Linked DNA regions of Homo sapiens: region 2 is linked to region 1. Evidence: read pairs that join two places in POLR2A ChIA-PET (ENCODE). Cell type or tissue: Caco-2. All regions are shown on one strand.

Region 1 (2,500 bases):
TCAGAAGCCCCAGGATGCCCTGTATCTGAAGAAAGATTTGGCCAGGGGCAGCTGTGCTGGCTTATGCTCTTCTCCTTCTGCTGCTGCCATCCTCCAGCAAGATGCTAGGGTCTTTGGGGCTTTGGGCATTACTTCCCACAGCTGTGGAAGGTAAGTGTCTACAGGGAGGGGAAGGGTCTCTCCATCCATCCAGCAAGGGAAAGGGGCGCTTGAAGCAAGAGCCACCCCTTTGGAAGAGTGGTGAGTGGGCTGGGTGAGTAAGGGTGAAGGATAGAGCCATGTGTCCCCATGGCAGGGCTCAGGTTCCAGGCCTCTGCTGACCCTGCTTCCTCCTGTGGCTTTACCATACTGACGCTGGGATGTGGAACATGTTTTGTCTATTCTTTTGGCCAGTTTTTTGCCTCTGCATTCACTCCCACCTTGAATCTTTTCCTTTCCCCACCCTGGGCCTCAGCACCCCCAAACAGGCGAACCTGTGTGTTCTTTGAGGCCCCTGGAGTGCGGGGAAGCACAAAGACACTGGGAGAGCTGCTAGATACAGGCACAGAGCTCCCCAGAGCTATCCGCTGCCTCTACAGCCGCTGCTGCTTTGGGATCTGGAACCTGACCCAAGACCGGGCACAGGTGGAAATGCAAGGTGAATGGCAAAGTATATGGCAGGTGATGGCTAGGGTGGGAGACAGACACATCCTGGGGTGTGGGTGGCAACCAAGGGGGAAGGGGAGAAATAGAACATCTGGTGGGAAAGAAAAGCCCATGAGAGCTGGAAGGGACGCCTCTGATAGAGAAGGGATTTACCCTCTGTTTCCACACCCCATTGTGCTTTCTTCCTTGCCCCCCCTTTCTCTCCTCTTCCCCTAATCCCATCCCATCAGGATGCCGAGACAGTGATGAGCCAGGCTGTGAGTCCCTCCACTGTGACCCAAGTCCCCGAGCCCACCCCAGCCCTGGCTCCACTCTCTTCACCTGCTCCTGTGGCACTGACTTCTGCAATGCCAATTACAGCCATCTGCCTCCTCCAGGGAGCCCTGGGACTCCTGGCTCCCAGGGTCCCCAGGCTGCCCCAGGTAGCCACCCAAGGGTACTGAAGCCTGATGGGGGCTGGGGCCCAGGTTAGGATGAGAGGTGGAACCAGGGCCAGTTCTCACCCTACTCCCGCCCCACGCTTTCCTCCTCCTGGCCTTGGGAAGTTGGTTGCCCTGGTGACTGGGAGATAAGGGGTCTTGTGACCAGGGTGGGGGTGGGTTGAGACGCAAGCTCTCAGGAGGGGAAGAGCAGAGAGCAGGTTTGGGTCAGTGCTCTCCAGCCTGCATTCTTGCCTTGATGTCCAGGTGAGTCCATCTGGATGGCACTGGTGCTGCTGGGGCTGTTCCTCCTCCTCCTGCTGCTGCTGGGCAGCATCATCTTGGGTACTAATCCACCCCATCCCTCCCTTGTGACCCCAAGACATTGCCCCAAAAGCTCTGACCCCTCTCCAGGCACCCCTGACCCCATGGTCTTGGGATCTCTATAGCCTGATTCCCGGACTCCCATGACCTCTCACAAAGCTCCCTTTCCACGAAGTCCCTTTTCCTGTCCCTATGCATTTGCACCCTGACCCTAAGGCTCTTGTCTGTTCCAGCCCTGCTACAGCGAAAGAACTACAGAGTGCGAGGTGAGCCAGTGCCAGAGCCAAGGCCAGACTCAGGCAGGGACTGGAGTGTGGAGCTGCAGGAGCTGCCTGAGCTGTGTTTCTCCCAGGTGCCCCAGGGAGGGAGAGAAGGGCTCCTCTGGGCACTCCTGGAGGTTGTGCTGGGGAGGAATCCTGGCCCTGTTATAGCTCAGAGGCCCACACTCAGCACAGTGTCCCCAGCAGGTAATCCGGGAAGGAGGTCATGCAGTGGTTTGGGCCGGGCAGCTGCAAGGAAAACTGGTTGCCATCAAGGCCTTCCCACCGAGGTCTGTGGCTCAGTTCCAAGCTGAGAGAGCATTGTACGAACTTCCAGGCCTACAGCACGACCACATTGTCCGATTTATCACTGCCAGCCGGGGGGGTCCTGGCCGCCTGCTCTCTGGGCCCCTGCTGGTACTGGAACTGCATCCCAAGGTGAGCACCAAGGAGTGTATATGTGTGTGTGTGTGCCTGTGTGTATGTATAGAGGTGGGGGCTACATGGCAGCTGGGCCCTGTTGATTGCTTCTGCTTTCGATTTTCTCTTTTCTAAAACATTAAAAATGGCCAGGCGAGGTGGCCCACACCTGTAATCCCAGGACTTTGGGAGGCCAAGGTGGGTGGATCGCTTAAGCCCAGGAGCTCAAGACCAGCCTAGGCAATATGAGGAAACCCCATCACTGCAAAATTACAAAAATTAGCTCAGCATGGCAGTGCACACCTGTAGTCCCAGCTACTCAGGAGGCTGAGGTGGAAAGATCGCTTGAGCTTAGGAGGTTGAGGCTGCAGTGAGCCGTGAGCATCCCACTGCACTCCAGCCTGGGAGACAGAGCGAGACCATGTGAAAAAA
Region 2 (2,500 bases), 52 kb after region 1:
TTTTTTTTTTTTTTTTAAGAATTATTTAATGGTTAAGCTATCAGCAGGCCTTCTTGGCCATATTTGTGTTTCTAGCTGTAATAAAGTTGGCGCAGTAAGAACCTTAGTACACTGTGTGCTGTGAAGGGTAAAGGGTTGGGGGCTTGTGACTTGTGGCTATTCAGCTAGGAAGCCTGTATAACTGACATGGGCTTTTTGAATCCCAAGTGAATTTTATAGTCGTTTGTCAATATTTCCACAAAGAGATAACGAGTCTGTGGCAGTTTAGATCCTGAAGGTCCTCTGTAATTGGCAACAAGCTTCACTAGTGAGGAAGTTTATCTGACTTCTCAGATGGCCTTACCTTGCCAGCAGCAGCTAACAAGGTGTTCATCCCAGGATTCCTCTGGTGAATGGTTACCATGAGGATCTCTTCCAAGTCATACATTCAAAGAACATACTTCTTTACCCAGAATGAAGGGGAGGGGCAAAGTGGGATAAGTCTAATAAAATTAGGCAGCTTCTGTCTGCATTCCTCTGAATTAGCATTATGCCTCTTTCTGTGACATTAGGTATATCTCAGCCAACCCGTGACATTATCCACAACTTGACATGATGCCATCCACTAGTCCTAAACCAACTCTGTCAACCAAGTTTCTTTACCCTTTTTTCTATTCCTGGCCGTATCCTTTCTGCTCCCCACCAGCACTATCAGGAGTAGGAAGTGACATGCTTAGATTTGGAAGGAACCTTAAGGATCAACTAATCTGTAACACATTGATCCCCTCATTTTACAGATTAAAAAATAGAGGCCCTAAGATAATTTAAATTCATAGGTTATGAGTGACTAGCCAGGACTAACAACTTAAGCTTTACTTTTACTCAATCGTACTAACCTCCCTGAAATCTTGTTCATTTTCTTATACTAAGATGGGCACAGGCCTCTCATAAAACAGTAGAAATGTTCTTAGTATGGTGGTATAAGGCCTCTGATAGCCTTCCATTCAACGAGAGTACACGTTGCCACAGTGCTGAAAGTGTAATGCTCTTCCCAGGGCATTAGAGAACTCAGTGTAGAGATAGTTTCCCTGATGACCTTTTCCCAGCATCACCATTGGCTGACAAAAAAAAAAAAGCTGTTAGTATTCCAATATATTATCTCATTCTTTGATGTTATTTTGGCCCCTCCATCCCAGATTGGGCCTGTGAAGAAGTGTTACACGTCTCAAGTATGCATAAAGGATTAGATGGCCAAACCTGTCCAGTAAGGAGTTTTATTTAGTTGCTCCTTTATCATGTGGTCCAGCTCTCTCCCTTGGTAAGCTTGCTCCTCCTGTAGTTAGGACTTAATCATGCTGATACCATCTCCCCCCAGGGATGTGGTTTTATCTAGTTCTTGATTGGAAGGCCTCTTAACCTAATGGCTATTCCCCAAGGAAGGATTCCACATGTTTAAGGGTCTAGCTACCATCACTACCTCCAAAGGGCCTCAGTTTTAAATTTTTTTAAACCCTAGAGCTCCCCCATGTGGTCTTTTATCCTAGAGTACCTGACTCAGTATTTCATAGCATCCCCTTCTCCCTGCGTCACCTCCCCCACCCCAGCAAATCCCCATTCGGGCTTGATACACATTCAGAACATTTCTTTCAGAGCTCTGGTGGGGCCAGAGTGCTACCACCAATTTTTATGAACTTAAATTTTCAGGTCCTAGATCTAATGGTATCTAGCAGTTCCTTTCTTAGACCTTCAGTTCTTACTGAACCCTTTAATCCAGGGCTATTGTTTACCTTTCCTTAGATCATTGTGTTTTGAAATTGGCACGAATCTACCCCCCTTTTAAGAACTAAATATCCCCTGCCGGGCACGGTGGCTCACGCCTGTAATCCCAGCACTTTGGGAGGCCGAGGCGGGTGGATCACGAGGTCAGGAGATCAAGACCATCCTGGCTAACACAGTGAAACCCCGACTCTACTAAAAACATAAAAAAATTAGCTGGGCATGGTGGTGGGCGCCTGTAGTCCCAGCAACTCGGGAGGCTGAGGCAGGAGAATGGCGTGAACCTGGGAGGCGGAGCTTGCAGTGAGCCGAGACCGCGCCACTGTACTCCAGCCTGGGTGACAAAGCAAGACTCTGTCTCAAAAAAAAAAAAAAAAAAAAAAAAAAAAACCCTAAATATTCCCTTAATACTGAGGTGGAGAAACCATTTCTGACTAAAAGTAAATAGTTTGTAGTCGAAGGACTTTGCAGTTTTTTGGCCCTTGCTTTTCTACCCAGCTTTTGGCTTTGCATTGTTGTGGAAGGGATACAGATGGTGAATTACCAATCATGTTTTCATGACCACATATCACAAATATTTTATGCTAATCAGTTTAAAATCTTATGAAATAACTTATCTTATGAACTGAAATGAAGTCTTATACATTTGGTTCTATTCAAAATGAGGGCAAAGTCTTGCTGCCTACCTACCTACCAGTGAAGCATACTGAGTACTTAAATACTTTTCCCTGAAAGCCCTAAATTG

Evidence for each region. ChIA-PET counts read pairs that join two places held together with the same protein. Peaks named below come from ENCODE experiments on the same cell type or tissue, not always from the same donor. Only the 100,000 strongest peaks of a DNase experiment are listed, where the experiment ranks them.
Region 2: POLR2A ChIA-PET joins it to region 1 with 11 read pairs; 10 of 35 experiments call an interaction of 5 or more read pairs at or near these places.

What each region holds. Positions count from the first base shown.
Region 1 is chr12:53,423,834-53,426,333 of GRCh38, forward strand. AMHR2 (anti-Mullerian hormone receptor type 2) reads left to right here and starts at 22. Exons shown (of 11, transcript NM_020547.3): 1 at 22-150; 2 at 455-637; 3 at 876-1,067; 4 at 1,332-1,409; 5 at 1,622-1,740; 6 at 1,856-2,086. The coding sequence starts at 102. In Caco-2, no CTCF peak of the experiment used is centred here; no DNase peak of the experiment used is centred here.
Region 2 is chr12:53,475,550-53,478,049 of GRCh38, forward strand. The region is part of intron 14 of PCBP2 (poly(rC) binding protein 2); the gene reads left to right. Among named protein-coding and RNA genes, the nearest start is that of PCBP2-OT1, 12 kb to the left of the region's middle. In Caco-2, CTCF peaks have their summits at 1,555 (motif pointing left) and 1,757; no DNase peak of the experiment used is centred here.